2 separate regions of the Homo sapiens genome follow, and region 2 is linked to region 1. Evidence: read pairs that join two places in POLR2A ChIA-PET (ENCODE). Cell type or tissue: PC-9. All regions are shown on one strand. Each heading gives the region's core, and the rest is flanking DNA. Links, peaks and the distances in the headings are about the cores only. Region 1 holds the start of OLFML2A (olfactomedin like 2A). Region 2 overlaps PPP6C (protein phosphatase 6 catalytic subunit).

What was found. ChIA-PET counts read pairs that join two places held together with the same protein. Peaks named below come from ENCODE experiments on the same cell type or tissue, not always from the same donor. Only the 100,000 strongest peaks of a DNase experiment are listed, where the experiment ranks them.
Region 2: POLR2A ChIA-PET joins it to region 1 with 27 read pairs; 4 of 35 experiments call an interaction of 5 or more read pairs at or near these places.

What each region holds. Positions count from the first base shown.
Region 1 is chr9:124,776,530-124,781,902 of GRCh38, forward strand. It overlaps OLFML2A (olfactomedin like 2A), which reads left to right and starts at 604. Exons shown (of 8, transcript NM_182487.4): 1 at 604-831. The coding sequence starts at 742. RefSeq lists silencers at 508-607, 678-977. In PC-9, for the core only: CTCF peaks have their summits at 833 (motif pointing right) and 1,037; a DNase peak (open chromatin) is centred at 2,852; H3K4me3 peaks cover 863 bases; H3K27me3 peaks cover 369 bases.
Region 2 is chr9:125,158,102-125,163,474 of GRCh38, forward strand. PPP6C (protein phosphatase 6 catalytic subunit) reads right to left here. Exons shown (of 7, transcript NM_002721.5): 3 at 2,740-2,805; 4 at 140-281. Among named protein-coding and RNA genes, the nearest start is that of SCAI, 17 kb to the left of the region's middle. In PC-9, for the core only: no CTCF peak of the experiment used is centred there; DNase peaks (open chromatin) are centred at 3,330 and 5,010; H3K27ac peaks cover 1,675 bases.

The DNA.
Region 1 (5,373 bases), core at 133-5,132:
TGAGGTGGGAGGATCACTTGAGCTGGGAAGGTCAAGGCTGTAGTGAGCTGGGATCGCACCACTGCACTACGGCCTGGGCAACAGAGTGAGAAAAATAAAAATTTAAAAGCCGGAAGCTACTGGAGTTTGGGAGCCGACAGGAGGGATTCCAGAGGGAAGGAGAAATGAAAGACGGAAGACAGGTTGGGGTTGCTGAGCCTTGGGAAGGCTTACAGCAGTCAGGTCCCTGTCCAGAAGTGGGTGAAATCGGAGAGCGCAAGGGCTCACGTGCCCTGGGAACATCCGTCTCTCATGCGAACTTTACAAACACTCCAAAAGGAAAGCACGAGTCCCCCATCTTACAGATGAGGAAACTGAGGCACACAGGTGAAGGGACACGCCCAAGGTCCCACGACTCACAGGACAGGACCTGAGTCCGTGAGAGGAGCCCACGCGCCTCGCCCTGGCCCCGTTGCTCCTGCCGGCTGCGATCGAGACCCACCCTGGCGCGCGGGCAGGGATGCCCTTGGGAGAGCCGCCCGACGACGGGGAGGCCCCGCGAACGGCGGGCGGGGCGGGGCGGGGTGCCCCCTCCGCCCTAGCTCCGCCCCTGGCGGCGCTGGAAGACCCGCGGGGCTGGCAGCAGGGTGCAGGCGCGGGGCGCGGGGCAGGCAGAGCGGGCGAAGGCGCGGAGCTCGCAGTGCAGCCCGCGCTTCCCAGCGTCCGTGCCCGGCCGCCTGTGCCTACCGTGCCCGTGGCGCCATGGCCGCTGCCGCCCTCCCGCCCCGGCCGCTGCTCCTTCTGCCGCTAGTGCTGCTGCTGAGCGGCCGCCCCACGCGCGCCGACAGTAAGGTACGCACGCCCCTCGGACCCGCGCGGCTCGGCGGGTAGCGGGGCGCGAGGGGGCGCTGTGGCTGGGGTGCGGCCCGGGAGGGAGCCCGGGGCCAGGGCGGAGGAGCCGGGAGCTGAGAGACCGAACCTGGGACTTCTCAGCACTGAAGCCGCAGGGGCAGGGGCCCCGAGAGAGGGGCGCGTGGAGGAACAAGCGCTGGAGATGTAGGGATGCTAGGGACCCGGGGCCTGAGGAAGGGGCGCTGGGACCGGGTCCGATTCCCGGAGGGGTCGGGGGATTTCCCCGGAGTGCTGGCCAGACTCGGGGTTCGTAGGGGAAGCTCCTGGCAACTGTTACCCAACGACTCCCAGGCTTGCAGCAAGCCCTGGGCCACGGCTTTCACGGCCCGCTGGGGACTGGGGGTCTTCTCTACCCGATGAACGCAGCCGCGCTGGCCACTCGCCTGGCCTCTGATGTTCTTGCCAGGGACCGGGTGCACCCCCTGGAGGACTAGGTAGCTCCAGAAGTGGTCTGAGCTGTTCTCTGCTGTGGCTAAGAGGATCTGCTCTGGTGTCAAGCCGACCTGGGTTCAGTCGCACATCCGCTTCTCATCCGCCATCGCCCATCTGAGCCTCCGTCTATTCACCTGTAGATACAGGGAGAATCATGGGACCCACTTCCTGCAGTTGATGGTCTCTAGATGCGGTGTGGTCATGCCTGTAAAGTACTTAGCACTAGGCCGGGCGCGGTGGCTCACGCCTGTAATCCCAGCACTTTGGGAGGCCGAGACGGGCGGATCACAAGGTCAGGAGATCGAGACCATCCTGGCTAACACGGTGAAACCCCGTCTCTACTAAAAATACAAAAAAAAGTAGCCAGGCATGGTGGTGGGCGCCTGTAGTCCCAGCTACTCCGGAAGCTGAGGTAGGAGAATGGCGTGAACCCGGGAGGCGGAGCTTGCAGTGAGCCGAGATCGCGCCACTGCACTCCAGCCTGGGCGACAGAGCGAGACTCCGTGTCAAAAAAAAAAAGAAAAAAAAAAAATACTTAGCACCAGAGCACTTGGGGTGTTCTGGAAATGACTCCCTGATGGCCAGGTTCAGTGGCTCACACCTGTAATCCTAGCACTTTGGGAGGCCAAGGCAGGTGGATCGCTTGAGGCCAGGAGTTCAGGACCAGCCTGGCCAATATGGTGAAACCCCATCTCTACTAAAAATACAAAAATTAGCTGGGCGCAGTGGCACAAGACCAGTCTAGGCAACAGAGTGAGACCCCGTCTCTATAAAAAAAAAAAAAATTAAATTAAATTAGCCAGGTGTGGTGGTGCACACCTGTAATCCCAGCTACTCGGGAGGCTGAAGCAGGAGAATCGCTTGAACCCAGCAGGCGGAGGTTGCAGTCAGTGGAGATTGCGCCAGTGCACTCCAACCTGGGGAACAGAGCAAGATTGTGTCTTAAAACAAAACAAAACAAACAAAAAAAAAAACGGACAGACCTTGGGGAGAGTGAGGAGCAGGACCAGAGCCCTGGTCACAGAGCGTGAGGGCAAAAAAGTGACTTCCAATACCTCTCCAGCCTCTTTCCTGGTAGAATGTGAGTGTCCTGCCTGCCCACGGACAGATAAAAGACAGAAGCCACTAGCCACACGGTGAGTATATGAGCAGTGGGCACTGGCCAACTCTCAGCCTGATTCAGCTCAGGGCATGAAAGCACCCACGTACAACGCTGCTCATGTACTCCAGAGACAAGGAGGGAATGAGTATTTTTTCTAATTTACAGGTGGGGAAACTAGGGTGTTTACAGAGGCAGCTGGCTTGTACATTTAAAACCCTAGGTTCTGGCCTTCCTCTGCTATTCTTCTGCTGTGTGACCTTGGGCAAATCACTGCCTGTCTCTGGGCTTCAGTTTCTTCATCTAAGAAACATCTCCCCAACCTTCCTTCCATATGGGGCCCTCTGGGATTCCCTGATCTGGCTCAGGTATGATGACAAGTGAGTAGAAAATCCTAGGTAACCTGATCAGTGCCTTGTCACCACTGGGATCTCTGGCTGGGAGGGATATTTGGTGTTGGGCATCGTCTGTGCAGAGAGCTGTAGAGCTTGTGGGGGAGAGCTCACATTCTAAACAAAGCAGAGACAAAGAAAACCCAACACCCTGTTTGTGTAGTGAGTCAGCCAAACACTTGCTAGGTTGTGTGTGTGTGTGGTGGGGGGGGGGTGTTTAGCTGTCCCAGGACAAGCTGGGGCTGGTGGGGTGGAGAGGCACAACCTAGAGCTTGCAGGATGAACAGCTGGGGGACTCAGCACAGCCCTCCCCCAGACACCTCCCACCCCCAAACCACTTCAGCCAGCTGGGAAAAATAAAAATCAAGTGATGGGTGAATTTACTCTGCATTCCTTAGCTGAGCCAGACTCCTGCTGGCTCTGCAGAGAGAGCTGTTTTCATTATCACTCGCTCCTTCCCCCATCACAACCCCGCCTTCCTCTCCAAGCCCATTCCGTTTTCCCTGGGGTGGAGGATGAGCCCTTCGGAGGGCCAGCCTGGGACTTGAAGTCAATGTAGGGCCCTAAAGGGTTAAGTTGGCCCCTCCTTGGGCTTCCTGTTCCTGGGAGCTCTAGTCTGCCCTCTGGCCCAGCACATTCAGGGGTCCAGGGCAGCTCACCCCAGGACTCTGTTGGTCTCCTTGGCCAGCTCCTTGCTCAACGTGTTTTCATTTCATGTTTATAACTAGGTCTCTCCTAAACTGGATTTTGAGTTTCCATCTAAGGAAGTGCTTTGTCGGGGCTGGGAGGAGGAGGGGGACCCCACAGCTTCCCTGGTATTTCTGAAGGGCTGCCCAGCACAGAGGTTGGAATGGACAGGTAACCACATGACACCCAGGCATAGCACCGCAGACCTCTGGGGAGCTGCTTCTTGCTGTGGGTTCTTGGAATGTGACTGAGAATTTTCCATCTCTACCTCAGTTTCCCCATCTGTGAAAGGGCTGCCGGTGCCTCACTCCCTCCAGCATCAAGGGGTGGGGAGGGGGTCTTTGGTCAGCCTGCTGATCAGGGGCCCAAGGACAGAGGGAAGCCCAAAGGACTGTGGGAGCCCAGCCAGGGGAGCAGGAGGGGCTAGAGCAGGCAGGCGGTGGTGTCCGGGGCTGGATCAGATGTTCCAGGCCAGGCTAGTCCCGGGGGTTTAGGTGTTGCTTCGCCTCCGCTCCGGGAGTTTCCGCCTGTGGGTGTAATTGGAAACAGGCTCTCCGGCAGGCGAGGGCCACATAGTGATGGAGTCCTCCTTCGACACATCAAGACTGTGAGGCCAGGCCAAGCCCTACTGGGTGTCTCTGCAAGGAGGGTCTTATCCCAACACTCCCTTTGGCTGGGGCATCTGGGGCAGAGCCTTGAGGAGCATCGTGTGTGCCAAGCCATGTCCCCAGCACTTACATGCAGAATCTTACACATCCCTTGTGCCAACACTCTGAGGCTTCAGCGGCCCTTCCCCATTTTATGGTCTTGAACACTGAGGCTCAAAAGAGTCTGATTGAGGTTGTTCAAAACTCCTAAACAGAGGGAGCCTGAGTAGTTGGAGCCTTGGAGCCTCTAGGAAGCATCCAGATAGGCTGGGGAGCCGGAAAGCGTCTGAACCATCGGGTTAGAGCAGGACCCAGGCATCTGCAGCTCCCAGGTGCACCCCCAGGCAATTCTGAGGCATGGCCCCCAGTTGGGAACTCATGGAGGGAGTAGGGATCCATGGAGGTTTGTGGAGCAAGAGTAAAATAGATTACCAAGGAGGAGCTTTTGGGAGATTCATCAAACACAGGAAGCTGCTGTGTTGTCCAGGTAGCAGTTAATATGGCCCGAACTAGGGCTATGGCTGTGGAGTGGAGAGCAGGGGACAGAGGTCAGAGATATTTAGGATGAAGGGTCAGAAGAACACGATGACTGACAGATTATCCAGGGTAAGAAGGAGGCTCAGAGATCCAGGCTGGGCAGGAGGGTAGGTGGACATGGGTCTGGGAGAAGAGGCTGGGTCCAGTCTTGGAATGGATTGAGTTTGGGGTACCTCTGGGCAGCCAGGGGGAGGTGCCCAACTGGCTACTGTGCTCTTGGGGAGGTCTTTGCCTCATGGTGAGGCGGGGCTGGCCATGAGGAAAAAGGGCAGACCCAACTTCAAGATGACACAAGTTGGGCGGGCGTGGTGGCTCACACCTGTAATCCCAGCACTTTGGGAGCCCAAGGTGGGCAGATCACCTGAGGTCAGGAGTTCGAGACCAGCCTGGCCAACATAGTGAAATGCCATCTCTACTAAAAATACAAAAATTAGCCGAGCATGGTGGCACACACCTGTAATCCTGGATACTCAGGAGGCTGAAGCAAGAGAATCACTTGAACCTGGGAGGCAGAGGTTGCAGTGAGCCAAGATCGCGCCATTGCACTCCAGCCCGGGCAACAGAGCAAGAATCCGGCCAAAAAAAAAAAAAAAGACACAAGTTGAGTCTATTCAGTTGCTGGAACATTTCACAGCTTGAATGCCCTCTCCTCCACTCTAGCTAGACTCATCCATCTCTCTGCAGAAAA
Region 2 (5,373 bases), core at 213-5,212, 380 kb after region 1:
TTCAATTGTTTGGGAGGAGTGAAGGAGTGAGGATGTGGGGAAAATAATATACATAAAGCATGTGTATGACTTGTGTAGCTTTGTTTTCCAAAGAGGAAAGTAAAATAATATTCAGAATCAGAGAAATAGGAATTCTTACCATAAAATCCATAGACCTGTGTTATCTGTCTACTCTCATGATTTCCTCGCAAAAGTGTAATACGATCAGGCCATTTAGCCTTTAATGCAAGAAGGTAAGTGAAGGTCTCCAAACTATAGTAACCTCTGTCTACAAAATCACCCTGTGAAGTAAAAGTTTACAGTTACAAACAATACAATAGCCACAATATTCTTTTCAAATTATATCAAACTGTACAAACATATAGTTTATAACTACAATAAAGAGTTACATACTGAATTATTTGGAAATTTGATTTTAACAAAAAAATAAAATACACGTAAACAAATTTTTTCTATTAAATGTTTATACAAACAAGATTTTTGATTCCAGGGAAATCTACAAGAATCTGCTGTGCCATTCTCTCAAAAACTTTCCCTGAAAAAAAAAACCACCATTTTTTTTTCTTTTTTTTCTTTTTTTGAGACAGTATCACTCTGTCACCCAGGCTGGAGTGCAGTGGCACAATCTCGGTTCACTGCAACCTCCGCCTCCCGGGTTCAAGCGATTCTCTTGCCTCAGACTCCTGAGTAGCTGGGATTACAGGTACAAGCCGCCACCACACCCGGCTGATTTTTGTATTTTTTGTAGAGACGGGGGTTTCACCAGGTTGGTCAGGCTGGTCTCAAACTCCTGACCTTGTGATCCACCCACGTTGGCCTCCCAAAGTGCTGGGATTATAGATGTGAGCCACCACACCTGGCAAAACCACCATTTTTTCAATCCTCTATTACCTACATTAGTTGATTTGGTCATCTGCTAACCAGTATTTTTTAAGTTTTTTTTTTTTTTTTTTTTAGATGGAGTTTCACTCTTGTTGCCCAGGCTGGAGTGCAATGGCGTGATCTTGGCTCACTGCAACCTCCCCTTCCTGGATTCAAGTGATTCTCCCACCTCAGCTTCCTGAGTAGCTGGGATTACAGGCATGCACCACCAAGCCCGGCTAATTTTGTATTTTTTTTTTTTTTTTAGTAGAGACGGGGTTTCTCCATGTTGGTCAGGCTGGTCTCAAACTCCTGACCTCAGGTGATCCACCTGCCTCGGCCTCCCAAAGTGCTGGGATTACAGGCGTGAGCCACTGCGCCCGGCCAAGTAATTTAATTTTTAAAAATTCAATTTTTTTTTTTTTTTAGAGATGGGGTCTCACTATGTTGCCCAGGTTGGTCTAGAACTCCTGAGCTTAAACAATCATCCCACCTCAGCCTCCCAAGTAGCTGGGACTACAGGCATGTACCACCATGCCCAGGTAAAATAATTTTTTATTTTAAGAATCATTTTAACTGTATTGGAAGAGTTGCCTACTTGAAGAAAAAAATTTTTTGTAAAAGCAAATACCATAATTATAACAGCGTTCTAGGCTCAGTTTTGCATTTAACAACCATATATGATAATATACTATTTACACTTCCCATTAATGTCTGACTTGGGCCAATATTACACCAATAGGAAAACAGCTGAAAGAATAGGAAAGTGGCCGGCGTGGTGGCTCACCCCTGTAATCCCAGCACTTTGGGAGGCCAAGGCAGGGGCCGAGGTGGGCGGATCACGAGTTCAAGAGATCCAGACCATCCTGGCCAACATAGTGAAATCCTGTCTCTACTAAAAATACAAAAATTAGCTGGGCGTGGTGGCGCACGCCTGTAATACCAGCTACTCGGGAGGCTGAGGCAAGAGAATCACTTGAACCCAAGAGGCAGAGGTTGCAGTAAGCCAATCGCACCACTGCACTCCAGCCTGGCAACAGAGAGAGACTCCGTCTCAAAAAAAAAAAATAAGAAAGTGACCCAGAAACTTTCAGAAGGAAAGAAAATGAGAGAAGGATCCAGAAAAAGTTCAACAGTAACATTACATTCCAAAAGAAAAGCAAACATCTATAGCAAATGTGTATGTGTGTATATTAATCCATCCATAGATTAACGAGAGATAAAAATGAATGCTCGAAAAGTCTGAATAAATAATAGTCAATTGAAGATTTTTGCCTTAAACCAGGGGTTCTGGGTTATTTTTTATGCCCAACCATTACTGACAGCTACAACCCAACCCTATCTACAGTGGCTTACTAAGGCAATTAATTAGAGGACATAGTTAAATGTAGAAAAGTATACAATCACCTTGATATGGTTTGGCTGTGTCCCCACCCAAATCTCATCTTGAATTCCCACATGTTGTGGGAGGGACTCGATGGAAAGTAATTGAATCATGGGGGCAAGTCTTTCCTGTGCTGTTCTCATGACAATAAGTCTCATGAGATCTGATGGTTTTAAAAACAAGAGATCCCTGCACAGTCTCTCTCTCTTTGCCTGCCGCCATCCACATAAGATGTGACTTGGTCCTCCTTGCCTTCTGCATGATTGTGAGGCCTCTCCAGCCATGTGAAACTGTTAAGTCCATTAAACCTCTTTTGTAAATTGCCCAGTCTCAGGTATGTCTTTATCAGCGGCGTGAAAACGGACTAATACACATCTTTTAATATACTGAAATAGGGACTGTCACATGGTAAAGAATTATTATGCAATTTACATTTAATAAGTCAGATCCTTTCCATTTTAAACAAGCACTTGATATCACTGGTGTTTACATACCATAAATATGTAGTTTGTGTCAGGAACCTGACCTCCAGTTCTGAACAGTTCACAAAGGTCATAAAACTATAAAAGAAATGCAATACATGCTGATTACAAATTCCTGTTAAGAAGCAAAGCAACAAAACTGAGAGTGAAATGTGTAAAGAAGCAGCTAAGAGGACTCCAAATATTTACATTTTTAAGAAATAAAGTGTAAGCCAAACTGCCAAGCACACAGTTCTCAAGACTAAAAAAAGCACTAAATAAAGCTCAGTTACCATAAAGTCACTCCTAGATTATTATCATAGGATTCCCTTTCTCATTTTCTTTCATACATCTCCCCATCTATCTCTTGAGAATTCTGACATCCTTTATCAATTGTCTAATTTCTCAGTAAGCTAATCTAACAGCCCACCCAAATTCTGTATCTATTTTAATGAGACAAAAGATTACAGAAACAAGTGGATACCTCTTTTTCTTCCAAACTGAACTTACATGACACTCCAGTGTTATACAGAGATCTTCCCACATTCTACAGTTAGAGTTATATACCCTCAGGCTCCACAGCCATGGAGTGTCTCCTCAATGATCAGTTAAAAAAAAATTATATATTTCATCATATTTTTTGTTTTTTGTTTTAAGACAGGGTTTGGCTCTGTTACCCAGGCCGGAATGCAGTGGTGCAATCATAACTCACTGCAGCCACAAATTCCTGGGCTCAAGTAACCCTCCTACCTTGCCCTCCTCAGTAGCTAGGACCACAGTTACACACCACCATGCCCAGCAAATTTTTATAGAGACAGGGTCTCGCTTTTTTGCCCAAGCTGGTCTCAAACTACTGGCTTCAGGCAATCCTCCCACCTCAGTCTCCCAAAGTGCTGGGATTACAAGTGTGATCCATGACACCCAAGGATATTTCATCATATTTCTATTTACTGAAATTTGGTAACTGGCAAATTGTGCATTTGTCAAATTTCAGTCCACTAGATTATTACCCTAGCCCTAATTTCCAAAGAAAGCATTACAGTTTTTCTGGAAGAAAAACGATTTTGGATTAAGGGAATTGACTACAATACATTGGACCAATTACAACTAACAACTTCTAACACATTCATCTTTTACACTTGAAATAAAATTATCATTTAAACTTTTAACACTTAATAGGAATGTTAGTCAAAGTGAAGAAAACTGAAAGTGAGATGTTAACTACTGAAAGAAATAAAGTAACACCTTTTATAACAATGTTCCATAAGTCTAAAAAGTCAGACAAAAAAAAAAAAACAACTTTAGGAAGCTTAATATAAAATGTATCTGAAAATTAGCTAACAGGCCAAGCTGCTCACACCTGTAATCCTGGAACTTTGGGAGCTCACGCCTGTAATCCCAGCACTTTGGGAGTCCCAGGCAGGCAGATCACTTGAGGTCAGGAGTTCAAGACCAGCTTAGCCAATGTGGTGAAACCCCATCTCTACTAAAAATACAAAAATTATCCAGGGGTGGTGGCCTGCACCTGTAATCCCAGCTACCTGGGAGGCTGAGGCACAAGAATTGCTTGAGCCCAGGAGGTAGAGGTTGCAGTGAGCCAAGATCATGCCACTGCACTCCAGCCTGGGCAACAGAGCAAGATTCTGTCTCAAAAAAAAAAAAAAAAAAAAAAAAAAGTGTTATGGTCCGGGCACAGTGGCTCACACTTGTAATCCCAGCATTGTGGGAGGCTGAGGCAGGTGGATCATGAGGTCAGGAGATCAAGACCAGACTGGCCAACATGGTGAAACCCTGTCTCTACTAAAAATACAAAAATTAGCTGGGCATCATGGTGGGCACCTGTAATCAATCCCTGCTACTCGGGAGGCTGAGGCAGGAGAATCACCTGAACCTGAGAGGTGGAGGATGCAGTAAGCCAAGATCACGCCACTGCACTCTAGCCTGGGTGACAGAGCAAGACTCCGTCTCAAAAAAAAAAAAAAAAAGTGGGCCAAGCACAGAGGCTCACGCCTGTAATCCCAGCACTTTGGGAGGCCGAGGCGGGTGGATCACCTGAGGTCAGGAGTTCGAGACCAGCCTGGCCAACATGGCGAAACCCAGTCTCTACTAAAAATACAAAAATTAGCCAGGCGTGGCGGCGGGCACCTGTAGTCCCAGCTACCTCAGGAGGCTGAGGCAGGAGAATCACTTGAACCTGGGAGACGGAGGTTACAGTGAGCCAGGATGGTGCCACTGCATTCCAGCCTGGATGACACAGCAAGACTCTGTCTCAAAAAAAAAAAAGTGTTATGACAACATTTAAAACATCAAAAGAAACAGCCTTCATGACTAACATAAGTGAATATCTTAAATTAAGATCTAGCAACTCAAGGACCTTATGAGGCCATGAATAAAAATTATGACGAAAACCATGTAGCAAAATGCAAAAATCATTAGGGAAAAGAATGGAATACAAAACTATACCTATAACTACACAATTCTATTATGTAAAAAATTGAGTAGTTATATACACAAAGTCAGGAAGTGAACATTAAAAAGTTTTGTAAGTCAGTTTTTTAATAAAAATATGGTAGAAGAGTGAGTATCCTTAAACTTTTCTATTGATGTTTACAGATATGTTTTTTTGTTTTGTTTTGTTTTTTTGAGACAGTCTCACTCTGTTGCCCA